Regions from separate parts of the Homo sapiens genome. Here all the other regions are linked to region 2. The links are chromatin contacts, found by Hi-C or POLR2A ChIA-PET in ENCODE. All regions are on one chromosome and are shown on one strand. The core of a region is the stretch at or near the end of the contact, and the rest is flanking DNA. Distances in the headings are between cores, read along the strand shown. Region 1 has its middle 12 kb from the start of ZBTB7A. Region 2 holds the start of HMG20B (high mobility group 20B). Region 3 holds the start of DAPK3 (death associated protein kinase 3).

The links. Hi-C counts contacts between places; a loop is a spot of excess contacts on that map. ChIA-PET counts read pairs that join two places held with the same protein, here RNA polymerase II (POLR2A). Pooled maps may share reads with other maps.
Region 1: a pooled map shows a loop between it and region 2 (5-fold over the local background). The contact joins the enhancer-like site here to the promoter of HMG20B in region 2. A Hi-C loop is called at or near these places in 1 of 168 maps with a recorded cell type or tissue (CD4-positive, alpha-beta memory T cell), 5 of 37 single-sample maps with no recorded cell type and 13 of 50 pooled maps.
Region 3: a loop to region 2 is called in a map with no recorded cell type, with 8 times the contacts of the local background. The contact joins the promoter of DAPK3 here to the promoter of HMG20B in region 2. A Hi-C loop is called at or near these places in 2 of 168 maps with a recorded cell type or tissue (both CD8-positive, alpha-beta T cell), 6 of 37 single-sample maps with no recorded cell type and 9 of 50 pooled maps. POLR2A ChIA-PET finds 5 or more read pairs at or near these places in 3 of 52 experiments (Caco-2, WTC11 and activated CD8-positive, alpha-beta memory T cell).

Annotation. Positions count from the first base shown.
Region 1 is chr19:4,076,234-4,080,969 of GRCh38, forward strand. No RefSeq gene overlaps it. Among named protein-coding and RNA genes, the nearest start is that of ZBTB7A, 12 kb to the left of the region's middle. RefSeq lists an enhancer at 1,397-1,576. Within about 2 kb of position 1,803, at least 30 of the 41 ENCODE cell types and tissues checked have a DNase peak (open chromatin) inside an H3K27ac peak, as active enhancers do.
Region 2 is chr19:3,569,908-3,574,193 of GRCh38, forward strand. It overlaps HMG20B (high mobility group 20B), which reads left to right and starts at 3,037. Exons shown (of 10, transcript NM_006339.3): 1 at 3,037-3,087; 2 at 3,385-3,440; 3 at 3,785-3,893. The coding sequence starts at 3,403. LOC124904618 (a long non-coding RNA gene) reads right to left here and starts at 3,910. Exons shown (of 2, transcript XR_007067101.1): 1 at 2,638-3,910; 2 at 880-1,748. RefSeq lists enhancers at 1,683-2,251, 2,252-2,819, 2,714-2,803 and silencers at 2,984-3,123, 3,144-3,193, 3,214-3,303.
Region 3 is chr19:3,968,336-3,972,496 of GRCh38, forward strand. It overlaps DAPK3 (death associated protein kinase 3), which reads right to left and starts at 2,764. Exons shown (of 9, transcript NM_001348.3): 1 at 2,586-2,764; 2 at 1,339-1,494. The coding sequence starts at 1,400. RefSeq lists enhancers at 1,186-1,815, 1,816-2,447 and silencers at 1,336-1,630, 2,619-2,748.

The sequences.
Region 1 (4,736 bases), core at 553-3,052, 510 kb after region 2:
TCCCAGCACTTTGGGAAGTCGAGGCAGCCAGATCACCTGACGTCAGGAGTTCAAGACCAGCCTGACCAACATGACGACACCCCATCTCCACTAAAAATACAAAAATCAGCCAGGCATGGTGGTGGGTGCCTGTAATCCCAGCTACTTGGGAGGCTGAGGCAGGAGAATCACTTGAACCTGGGAGGCAGAGGTTGGAGTGAGCCAAGATCGTGCCATTGCACTCCAGCCTGGGCAACAAGAGCAAAACTCTGTTTCAAAAAAATAATAAATAAATAAATAAATAAATAAATAATAAAAGGTACATATTCTGGTATGTGAATTATATCTCAATTTATTTATTTATTTATTATTTTATTTTTTGAGACTGAGTCTCATTCTGTCACCCAGGCTGGAGTGCAGTGGTGTGATCTCGGCTCACTGCAACCTCCACCTCCCGGGTTCAGGTGATTCTCCTGCCTCAGCCTCCTGAGTAACTGGCATTACAGGTGTGTGCCACCACACCTGGCTAACTTTTGTATTTTTACTACAGATGTGGTCTTACCGTGTTGACCATACTGGTTTCGAACTCCTGAGCTCAGGTGATCCACCCGCTTCGGCCTCCCAAAGTGCTGAGATCACAGGCGTGAGCCACCGTGCCCGGCCTGGGAGAAATACTTTCTGAGCTGCTGATTTCTCCATGGCTTCTGAATTCATAGCGGTTGGGGAGATGGTGCCTGGGTATTTTCACCTGGGCAGCTGCTAAGAGGTGACTTCTATTTGTTCCAGAAGACAGAAGCCTTGGTAGCTATGCTGGGACTGGATCCGTGTCCACCACACCACTCAGAATTCCCATCTGCAATGGGTCCCTTCTGCCCCGTTTTTACCAAGCCCAGTTCCCTCTCTGCAACTGAGAGGCAGCCTCTTGCCCCACCCCCTCTCTTCCAGACTGGATGGCTGCCTCCCAGGCACCTCTCAGGACCTGGCCACAGAGCTCCAAAGCCCAGGGCCTGCTGCCTTTTGGGTCATGGCTCAGGGCCCAGTCTCTACCTCTCTCTGTGGCCCAGTACCCTTTAGCTCAGGAGGTCTCATCTGGAGTGACTCTGCCTCCTTCCAGGCGATACTGGGTGATATCTGGAGACATTTTTAGGTGTTGTGATTGGGGAGGGGGTGGGTGGAGGCCAGGGACACAGCTCAGCACCCTGCAGTGCCCAGGACGGACCCACCCCAGAGGTTGATCAGGTCCCATAGTGTCCACCACACCGAGGGGCTGAAATTCTAGCCTGGGTCTAACTTCAGTCTTGCTCGCTGTAGAAGGCACCCACACACTTCTCTCCTCTCTGTGCTCTGCAGAGAAGAAAAGCCACTGGCCAGTGACCCCTGGACAAGGCAGGACTTCAGCCATCCACTGCCCTCCACCACCACCCCTGGGCACCCCCTTGTCCAAAGCAGACAGTCTCTACTCTGGGATAAGGGGGGGACCCTGGCCCCAGGCTTTACCCACTTTGGGGTGATTCCTGGACCCTGGAGATGGACCCCAAGGGTCACCCTCACCCCACGGGACCTCCCAACAATGGACAAGGCCAGTCTGTCCTCTCCCCCAGCCCCCAGTTGTGCAGAATCCTCAACATGGCACCCCCAGTGTGGAGCTGAAGACTCCAGACTTCAGGGGTGGGGGCGGGGCTGTGGGAGGGGAGATCATGGCTGCGGTTCTGGTCCAGCCAGACCTCCTGGGTTTGTTCTTTTTTTAAGAACCACCGCAATTTAAAGAGCGGAGTCCTCCCTCCCTGCAGCCCACCTGCCACGTGGGCTGGCCCCTGTTCCCCTCTCCTTCTCTCCGTCTCTGCCTGCCGGGCTTGGGCTGCGGGGGCCGGAGCTTCCGTTTCACTTTGGTATCACCGGTTTCACTTTCAGGGCTGGGGACAGAGAGAGGAGAAGAGGGACAGAGAGATGGACAGAGCCGGGGAGGGTGGCCTTGTTAAGTCGGGGGCCGGGGAGGGGTCCACCACCTGCCGCTCCTTTTCCTGACCTTCCTGACCTTCTTCTGGCCTGGCCGGGGCGGGGGGGGGGGGGGGGGTCCTGGAAGTCAAGGTCATGGGGTCAAGGTCAAGTTCTCCCTGTGTGACCTTGGGTGGGAGAAGCAACTTCCCACTATCCCTGAGCCTCCTTTCCTGAACCCCTCAGTTACCCAAAAGTGGGGCTAAGAATCACGTACACCCCACCCGGCGCTGGGAAGTTCAAAGATTCCTCCAGCACCGCGGACCATCCCATAATGTCCCCGTGGGAGGGGGCGGGGCCAACTCCCAGGCAGAACAGGATGTCGGCCGCTCCTTTGGCCAGGGAGAGACCCTTGGCCCAGAAACCACCGGGAAGGAGGCTCCGGGCTGCCCGAGTCCCGAGCCCGGGATGAGCCACTGTCCCCCAGAACCCCCAGCGGAGGCTGGAGCTCTGTCCGCTAGCAGATCCAGGCTGGAAATTCAGTTGGGCATGGCCTTGTCCCACCCCACCTCCATCCCCACCCCACCCTCAGGTCCTTCCTGCTTGGTGGGGGCCTGGGGCTTGAGCCACTCACTCAAGAGCAGGGACTGGGACCCACTGACCTCCCTGTCCCCAGCACCCCCACAGGGCCCAGTCAAGGTGGGGCAGGTGCTTGGTGCTGGTCAGACAGGATAGGGGAGTGACCATTTGCATGTCAATATCAATAACATATCTCGGTAGAGATAGGCGGTTAGTCTGTGTCAAAATGTGAGAGGGCGGTAGTTTTCTTTTTTTTTTTTTTTAACAGCTTTATTGAGATATAATTCACATGCCATGCAATTCACCCATTTAGAGTATAGAGTTCAGTGGTTTTTTGTTTTTCTTTTTTCTTTTTTTGGAGACACAGTCTCACTCTGGAGTACAGCAGAGCAGTCTCGGCTCACTGCAGCCTCCACCTCCCAGGTTCAACTGATTCTCGTGTCTCAGCCTCCAGAGTAGCTGGGACTACAGGCGCCCACCACCATGCCCGGCTAATTTTTGCATTTTAGTAGAGACAGTGTTTCACCATGTTGCCCAGGCTGGTCTTGAACTCCTGCGTTCAGGCAGTCTGCCCGCCTCGGCCTCCCAAAGTGCTGGGATTACAGGCATGAGTCACCTCACCCAGCCTCAGTGGTTTTTAGTATAGTCACTTGGCTGGGCTGGATGGCTCACACCTATAATTGCAGCACCTTAGGAGGCGAAGAGGGGCAGATCACTTGAGGTCAGGAGTTCAAGACCAGCCTGGCCAACGTGGTGAAACTCCGTCTCTACTAAAAATATAAAACTTAGCCAGGCATGGTGGCTTGCACCTGTAATCCCAGCTACTCTGGAGGCTGAGGTGGGAGAATTGCTTGAATCCGGGAGGCAGAGGTTGCAGTGAGCCAAGATCGTGCCACTGCACTCCAGCCTGGGCAAGAGAGCCAGACTCCATCTCAAAATATAAACATTAAAAATTAAGAAAAATAAAAATTAGCCTCTTCATTGTAAAACGGGAATAATAAAAAGAGAGAAAATAAATAAATAAATATTAACCAGCCGTGGTGGCAGGCGCCTGTAATTCCAGCTAGTTGGGAGGCTGAGGCAGGAGAATCACTTGAATCTGGGAAGTGGAGGTTGCAGTGAGCTGAGATCACACCACTGCACTCCAGCCTGGGCAACAGACTGAGACCCCGTCTAAAATAATAATAATAATAATAAAAAAATGGATAGAAAGGCAGCACCAGCTGGCTGAGGTGCTGAGGGGATCCACCTGGGCTGGCAGCTCTGTGCTCCTGGAAAAGCCCCTTCTCCACCCCACACAGGGCAGGAACCCAGGACTTCCAAACAGGAGGCTTAGGGAGGCTGCTGGAACCTTAGAAACCCACATTAGCAGTCCAGTGCAGTGGCTCACACCTGTCATCCCAGCAATTTGGGAGGCCGAGGCAGGTGGATCATGAGGTCAGGAGTTCAAGACTAGCCTGGCCAACATGGTGCAACCCCAGCTCTACTGAAAATACAAAAATTAGCCGGGCGTGGTGGCAGGCGCCTGTAGTCCCAGCTACTCGGGAGGCTGAGGCAGGAGAATGGCGTGAAACCGGGAGGCGGAGCTTGCAGCGAGCCGAGATTGCGCCACTGCACTCCAGCCTGGGCAACAGAGACTCTTGTCTCAAAAACAAAAAATAAATAAATAAAAAGGGAAACCCACGTTAGCATTTACAGGTGGCGCCCTGCGGAGGCCCAGAGAGGTACAGAGACAAGTGGGCTGGGTACACAATGGCCCCTCCCCTTTAATGATGGGGAGAGGGGGCATGGCGCGGTGACTGACACTTGTAACCCCAGCACTTTGGGAGACCGAGGCAGGAGGATGGAGGATACCTTGAGCCCAGGACTTGGAGACCAGCCTGGCCACATGACGAAACCCTGACTCTACAAAAAAAAAAAAAAAACTAGTCAGGCATGGTGGTGTGTGCCTGTCATCCCAGCTACTCAGGAGGCTGAGACAGGAGGTTCACCTGAGCAGGAGGCTGCAGTGAGAGGTGATCGTGCCGCCACTGCCCTCCAGCCTGGGTGACAGAGTGAGATCCTGTCTCAAAAAAACAAACAAACAAATTATGGGGAGAGAAGGGGAAAGGGAGAGGGGATGGGGAGGGGAAAGGAGGGAGGAGGTGGAGGGAGAGAGGGAGGGGTGGGGAGGGGAAGGGGGAGGGGGAAGAGAGGAGGAGGAGAAGGGGGAGGGGATGGGGAGGGCAGGAGGAAAGGAGAGG
Region 2 (4,286 bases), core at 1,787-4,286:
ACTCTGTCTCAAAAAAAAAAAAAAAAAAAAAAAAAAAGCAATAAGCTGACGATAGGAAATGTAATGAAATTAAAGAGGTCTGAGCTGCACTTCCTTAATTCTGTACAAGTGAAATGGATGTGAACATGATTTGCATAATAAAAATTAATTAGAAAACCAAAGAATTATAAGGCAAGTCATCCTTAATGGAGAGCTTCCACCTCTAGGATTATAAATTGGTATACTGTTCCTGGCTTCATGCTATAAAAACTGGCAAATAAATCATAGTAATAAATGACAAAAAACAAACAAAAAGGCCGGGCGCAGTGGCCCACCCCTGCAATCTAGCACCTTGGGAGGCCGAGACGGGCGGCCACCTGAGGTCAGGAGTTCAAGACCAGCCTAGCCAACATGGTGAAACCCTGTCTCTACTAAAAAAAAAAAAAAAAAAAAAATTAGCCGAGCGTGGTGGCGGATGTCTGTAATCCTAGCTACTTGGGAGGCTGAGGCAGGAGAATCGTTTGAACCCGGGAAGCAGAGGTTGCAGTGAGCCGAGATGGTGCCACTGCACTCCAGCCTGGGCGGCAGAGCAAGACTCCATCTCAAAAAAATAAAATAAAATAAAATAAAATAAATAAACAAAATAAAATAAATGTTCAATTAAATTGTTATTGACTATGGCCGGGAGGGGTGGCTCCACACCCAGCCTCACCTAGACTATTTTTAAGTGAGCAGAGAGACACAGGGGAGGCCTGGGAGGTCAGAGAGCTGATTAAGCAACAGAGCCAGGTCTGGCGTGTGGAACCGTCCAGATTCCAGGGCCAGCTCCTCTTCCTCAGCCCCGGGCTGCATCTTAGGACAATGGGCTTATTGAGACTTAACTCACATATAATGCACCCATTTAGAGCATACAATTCCATGGTTTGTAATATATTTCCAGAGTCACGCAGCCATCACTGAAATCAAATTGTAAAATACTTTCATCACCCAAATGAAAACCGCATCCCTCTCAGTGGTCATTCCCCACCCACTGGCACCCACACGTCCCCCTCCTGTCTCTGTGGATGGGCCTTTCCTGAACATTCTGATCACACACTGTGTGACCTTTGTGTCTGGCGTCTCTCACTGAGTGTGATGTCTTCTAGGTACATCCATGCTGTGACTTGTGTCAGAGACTCGCTCCTTTTTTTTATGGCTGATAATATTCTTTTTTTTTTTTTTTGAGACGTAGTCTTGCTCTGTTGCCCAGGCTGGAGTGCAGTGGCACAATCTTGGCTCACTGCAACCTCTGCCTCCCAGTTCATGGGATCCTCCTGCCTCAGCCTCCCATGTAGCTGGGATTACAGGCGTGCACCACCACGCCTGGCTAGTTTTTGTATTTTTAATAGAACTGGAGTTTCACCATGTTGGCCAGGCTGGTCTCGAACTCCTGACCTCAAGTGATCCGCCTGCCTCCCAAAGTGCTGGGATTACAGGCGTGAGCCACTGCGCCCGGCCCATGGCGGATAATATTCTGTTGTAAGGATATATCCCGTCATCGATCCATGCATCATTAGCAGACGTTTGAGTTGTTTTCACTTTTTGGCTATTATGAATCACGCTGCTACCGACGCTTGTGTACACGCTTTTGTTTGAACACCTGTTTTCAGTTGTCTGGAGTATATTCCTAGGAGTGAACTGCTGAATTGCATGGTGATTCCACATTTATTTAACCCTTTGAGGAAATGCCAGTCTGTTTTCCAAAGCAGCTGCATCTGCCTCCTAGACATCTGAAGGATTCAATGAATGTGTATTGAGCATCCACCATGGGCAATGCTGTGAACCAAACAGGCAGGCCACAGGGAGAAGCCGACTTATGGAGGCAAAAAAAAAATCAGAGAAGGCCTGGCTGAGCAAGTGACATTTAAGCGGACTTGAGGAAGAGGAAGTGGGCCGGGCGTGGGGGCTCACGTCTGTAATCCCACCACTTTGGGAGGCCGAGGCGGGTGGATCACGAGGTCAGGAGTTCAAGACCAGCCTGGCCAAGATGGTGAAACCCTGTCTCTACTAAAAATACAAAAATTAGCCGGGCGTGGTGGCAGGCGCGTGTAATCCCAGCTACTCGGGAGGGTGAGGCAGAGAATTGCTTGAACCCGGGAGGCAGAGGTTGCAGTGAGCCGAGATCCAGCCACTGCACTCCACCCTGGACGACAGGGTGAGACTCCGTCTCAAAAACAAAAGAGGAGGTGAGCAGCCCCAACTTGGGCCAGAAGCCTAGACTGCTGCTGGGAGGTCCCTGATCCACCAGAGCGGAGCCTCCTGACCCATCCTCACGAAGTCCTTGCCATCTCCCTTCACCACCATCTTTCCCCAAACACTTCCAGCCCAGCTCCCAACCCCACCCCCTGCCTGACCCACACCCAGTTCTCAGCTTCCCAGCATCCCAGTCTCTCTGTCCTGGATATCGTGTGATGTCCCCGTTGCACAGGGGGGAAAGCCGAGACCCCAGAGGGAGAGCAGCCCCTATGGCCAGAAGCCCTCGGATCCGGACGTCGGGGGCTCTAAACTGAGTAAATACATAGGAAACTTCTCCGCTAGGTTTTGCAGGATGTTAAGAACAGGTCCCACCTTGCCTAGGGCTGGGGACTGCCTCGCAGGACCTTAACCCTAGCAACCCACCTCCGTCCCCATGGCAACCGGGGCGGGGCCCGACCCGGATCCGCCGGTCGCCCCATCCGGCAGCGGCTGGGAGTCTTGCCTTCAGAGAGGGAGGAGGAGTCCGCGCCTCTCCTACTGGCCCTTTAAGAGGCTCCGCCCGGCAAGTCCGCCACTCGCTCCCGATTGGTCCCGAGCGCGGCCGAGCGCAGCCGAACTTGACGCACCGCCCGCAGCCTTCCTTACCAACCTCCCACGCGACTCAGCAACCTCCCCAACCAATCGCCGGCCGGCGCGCCGATCGGTATCTGCATGGGCTCGCCCGGGGGGAAGGTCTCACCCAATGGGACCGTTCGCCGAGGCCTTCATTAGCATGCCGGGGGCGGGGAGGGGCGGGGCGGCCGACGGGGGCGGGCTGCGGGCGGTTGGTTGGAGCGTCGCGCAGTCGGGAGGTCCGGGAAAGTTTCTTTGGAGGTGAAAACAGCCGCGGAACTCCGGGCCCTGAGAGGGGGCGGGGGTGCAGGGGTCCCAGGGCCGGGCCGGGGTCTTTCCTGGCCCGGGGGAAACCGGCCCAGGCCTCCCGGGGGGGGCAATCGCCCAACAAAGGATTCTTGGGGCGCCCGCCCTCGAGGACTTCCCTGCCCCTGGATCCGGCCCCCCCAGCGCTCCGGGCCCGGCATCCCGGGGCTCTCCATCGCGGGGTACCCCAGTTCGCGGTCTGCCATCGGGCAGCCCGGGCGCTACTCACCTCCGCCCGCGTCCGTGTTCCAGGTCCGGCCCGGAGCGGCCATGTCCCACGGCCCCAAGCAGCCCGGCGCGGCCGCCGCGTGAGTGCACTGATCCCCTCCCCACGCCCTCGCTACTTTCCCGGCTGCAGCCCTAGCTCCTGAACCCCTGACCCAGTCCCTCCCGCCGGAGTCTTGACTCCCCCACCTGGGTCAGGGGGCTTCTCCCTCCACCCAATTCTGCACCCCCCACCTCGGCCTCCAGTCCCTCCCAGGAGCCCCGCTTGTCCCACCTTCCCCGGATACTGACCCCATCAGACCCTGCCTCCTCGGGCTCATGCACTCTCGCTGCAGCCCCGCCGTCGGGGGTCAAAACGCCCTGGGGTGGGCTTTTGGGGGAGGGGAGATTCTTGGGACGGGGCTGACCGCGGTATCCTTGGCTCCAGGCCGGCGGGCGGCAAGGCTCCGGGCCAGCATGGGGGCTTCGTGGTGACTGTCAAGCAAGAGCGCGGCGAGGGTCCACGCGCGGGCGAGAAGGGGTCCCACGAGGAGGAGGTGAGAGTCCCTGCGCTGAGCTGGGGGAGGCCCCGGGCTCCCGCCCCAGCCTCGAAGCCCCGCCCCAGGCTGGATTTGAATTGCTTGTGGCTCCGCCCACAGCCCATTTTCCTCTGGAAGCTGAGACCCCGCCCCGTGCCAGCTGCCACGCCCCTGACAGGTCCTCTGCCACTCTAAGTCCAGGCCCCGCCCACCGCACAATGCCAGCTCTGCCCACTCTAAGGTCCCGCCCACTTCCACTCCTTGGGGGCGGCACCCTCCCCTTGGTCCTGTGGGCCCGTTCTCCAGCAGAAAACCACGCCCACCAAGCAGAGGCCACGCCCACAACCGAAGTCAACGCCAACCCTGTACTCAAACCTCGGCCCATAGTTCCTCAGATCCCCTCACCCCTGG
Region 3 (4,161 bases), core at 1,514-4,013, 400 kb after region 2:
AATACAAAAATTAGCCAGGGGTGGTGGCGGGCTCCTGTAATCCCAGCTACTCGGGAGGCTAGGCTGGAGGCCGAGGCTGCAATGAGTCGAGATCGCATCACTGCACTCCAGCCTGGGCGACAGAATGAGATAGTGTCAAGGAAAAAAAAAAAAGGCTGTTATTCTGGTAAACGTTCTAGCAACTACCCCAGTCTTAAGTCATTCCATCCATGTATGTACAGTTTTCCAATGAATTAATTCCTAGAGGTGAAATCGGCGAGTTAAAAGAAATTTGGCTGAATTTTGCTGACTTTTGCCAAACGACCCCTAGCAGGAGGGGTCAACACTGAAGCATGAGAAGGGGGAGGAGGGAGCATGCTTTCTCTGCCACTAACGAGGAAATTCCTGAAGGAGGGACCTCAGGATCCCAAAAGAGCCTGCAGCACTCTCCCTAGCCTGACACAGAGCTCACTTATTTACATTCCCTTCTGGTGACATCATGGGGAGGCTCCAGGGAGGCTGGCCAGTAGCAAACTCACCAAATAAGGCTGGAGGCTCTACAAAAGGAGGCAGGGCCTAGTGGTGCCTGGCTAGTCTGGAGGGGGTGGGGCCCCAGGGGGACCCTCCAAGGCCCAGACAGGCAGGAAATCAGCTGCCTCCCTGGAAGAGGAAACCTCTGCTTTTTCCCACAAGCATGTTAAACAATTGACCGAGGTTTGGGCCCAGCTGGGAGACACGCCCCTCCCTCCCCCCACTTTAAACATCCAAGAGCTGGGCAAAAAAACTAAAGTGCCTCCCACAAAAGAGGATTAACACAGGGAGATTTTTTTTTTTTTAAATAAATGGGGTTTCACTCTGTTGCCCAGGCTACAGTGCAGTGGCACGATCATAGCTCACTGCAGCCTCCTCCAACTCCTGGGCTCAAGCCATCCTCCCGTCTCAGCTTCCCTAGTAGCTGGGACTACAGGCATGAGCTACCACACCTGGTTAATTTTTTTTCATTTTTATTTTTTGTAGGGATGGAGTCTTGCTATGTTGCCCAGGCAGAAGACACATCTTTTAATAACAAAAGCAGCTGGCATCTGTTGCTCTGGTGCCCCATGCCAGGCACGGTCTTGGCTGCTGTAACGGCTCAATTACTTTTCTCCCCACAGGAAACACACAGAGGATTCCCAAGCAGGAATTCACAGCCGGGGCTGTCTGACTCCACGGCCCAAATTCGTTCCCCCACCGCATGATACTGACTCATTCCTTCTCAGCATACAGGATAAAGAACAGGAAAGGAGAGCTGCTGTTCAGAAAACCCCACAGCGCCTCTCTCCTATCCCTGGAGCCCAGCCGTGCGGGCAGACAGCTCACCTGCCCAGCTCCTCCCCCATCTCATAATGGTCCTCCACGTCCTCCTGCCTGAACGTGGACATGGCGGCCGGTCCGCCTTCCAGCAGCTTCCACTCCAGGGAAAGTGCAGTCACCGCAGCCTGGAGATAGGACCTCAGGAGTCCCCTAATGGCAACCCTGGAGAAGACAGGGAAAGACAGAAGTGAGGAACTGAGACACCACCCTTTTCTCCTAGATTAATGGACAGACCTGTCCAGCAAACACAAGCCTCCCACCTCTCCACTCTGAAGCTCCAAACTCGACAAAAAGAGGTGCTGTGTTTACTGGGCTGGGTCCTGTCATGTCACCTCTTAGAGCCCCATAACCACTCAAAAGTTTGGTAACAGCCCCACTGGGCCACCTTCACCCCGCAAAACTCTCTCCAGACACATAATTCTGATTTCCCCGACGCTGCCTGCGTCTTTTTTTGCCTCTCACTCCTAGACTTCTCTCAACCTGCTCAGCCAAAATCCCCCACCATTCCTGCACGTTCTCCTCAACCTCAAATCCCAGGGCTACCTTACTCCCTGGCCAATGTCTTAACGAAGTTCTCAAGTCTACTTCTTTTGTTGTTGGTGTTGTTGTTTTTTGAGAAGGAGTCTCGCTCTGTCGCCCTGGCTGGAGTGCAGTGGTGCAATCATGGCTCACTGCAGCCTGGAACTCCAAGGCTCAAGCGATCGTCCCAGGCCTCCCAAAGTGCTGCCATTCCGATCAAAATTCCCAAGTTACTACCTTAACCCCTCCTGGTCCTTGCCCTCGGCAGGTCTCTTAAGACCCTCATCGATGGAACACCCCCGCCCACCCCCAACCATCTCTGACTCCCTCCAATTCTGAATTTTCCAAGAACCGGACGACGCCTTCCACGCTCCTGAAAGCCCACTTTGCCTCCCTCCCCCGCTGACCTCCACTGTCCTCGCAAGATTAACCTCTTCCTCCACGCTCCATGTATCAAAGTCCCCCAACCGCCGTCTCCCCTACCCCCCAAAACGGGCCGCCAAAAAGGGCCCCATCTGAGTCTCCTCCACCGTCCTCTGCCCCTTCTCGCCCGCAATCTCCGCACAAGCCCCTAGGCAGACCCCAGTGGCTCCCTTTGCAGAACCTCCCCCCGCCCCCAAGGCCTTGCCCATCCCTAAGGCTCCGCTCCAGCATCCCTGGGGCCGCTACGCCCCTCGCACGCCCGGCCGAGCCCTTTCCCCGGCCCGGTCACCCAGATGGGTCCCCAAACCTACCAGCTCCTCAGATTCTCTCCCTCCCTCGTCCTCCGCGGGCCCCCGAAGCGCCGCTCTGGCCCCACCCAGCCCTCCAGCCTCGGCCCGAGCCCGCTCTTTACCCTCCGCAGCCCGGAGAATACGGCCGGCGCCGCCGCGCTGGCCACCGCCGCCGCCTCCAGAAGCCCCGCGCCCCTGCCGCCGCGACGCGCCTGCGCCGACGTCACCGCACCCGCCAGTGCCCACCCCCGGGAAACGAACCCCGCCGCCTATTGGCCGGTGCGCCCGCCGCTCGTGCCGCACCTCGACGTCCCGCCCCCAGCTGCCTTTTCGGCACCCACACCCGGATGCAGCCTCACCACTGGCTGAACACTCGCCATCCCTGATTTCATTGGCTGCAGTCGACGCTGGTCAAGCGGACGGAAAAAAGGCCGACTTCCGGTCCCTTCATCGCCCCGCCCGCCTCTCCTCTGACCCAGGTGCTGAAGCTGCGAGAAGTGAGGCTGAAGCCCTGCATCCCGCTTCCTGCCTTCCTGGAGCACCGGTTGGGCGAATGGATGGCTCACCTGTGGCCGAGCGCGCCTGGCAGCTCCTGGAGTGGACCCTGGGACTGCTTTAGTCCCTATGTGGCAGTTTCCTCCACTGAAAACTGTTACCCACATTCTAAATACTTAAAATGCAAATGAGGTCAATCTGGGGTTGTCATACACAGGGTCCCTCTTCGTCTCAAAATAGAGGGTAACAGCAAGCATTTTATTGAGACATAGTATGTGCCAACTGACAACACTGGGAGGTATCAGGTTTGTTTTTTTTTTAATTTTATTTTTTGAGACAGGGTCTCACTCTGTCACCCAGGCAGGAGTGCAGCGGCGGTATCCAGCTCACTGCAACCTCCACCTCCCGGGTTCAAACGATTCTCGTGCCTCAGCCTCCCAAGTAGCTGGGATTACAGGTGCCCATCACCACGCCCGGCTAATTTTTGTATTTTTAGTAGAGACGGGGTTTCACCATGTTGCCCAGGCTGGTCTCGAACTCCTAAGCTCAGGTGATCCGGCACCTCAGCTTTCCAAAGTGCTGAGATTACAGGCGTGAGCCATTGCGCCCGGCCTAAATTCATTTTTTATTATTATTTTGAGACGGAGTCTCGCTCTGTCACCCAGGCTGGAGTACACTGGCACAATCTCGGCTCACTGCAAGCTCCACCTCCCAGGTTCACGCCATTCTCCTGCCTCAGCCTCCCGAATAGCTGGGACTACAGGCGCCCGTCACCACGCCCAGCTAATTTTTTGTATTTATTAGTAGAGACAGGGTTTCACCGTGTTAGCCAGGATGGTCTCGATCTCCTGACCTCCTGATCCGCCCGCCTCGGCCTCCCAAAGTGCAGGAATTACAGGCATGAGCCACCTTGCCCAGCCTTTTTTTTTTTTTTTTTTTTTTTTTGAGACAGTCTCCTTCTATCGTCCAGGCTGGAACGCAGTGGTGAGATCTGGGCTCACTGCAATCTCTGCCTCCTGGGTTCAAGCGATTCTCCTGCCTCAGCCTCCCGAGTAGCTGGGACTACAGGTGCACGCCACCACTCCCAGCTGATTTTTGTATT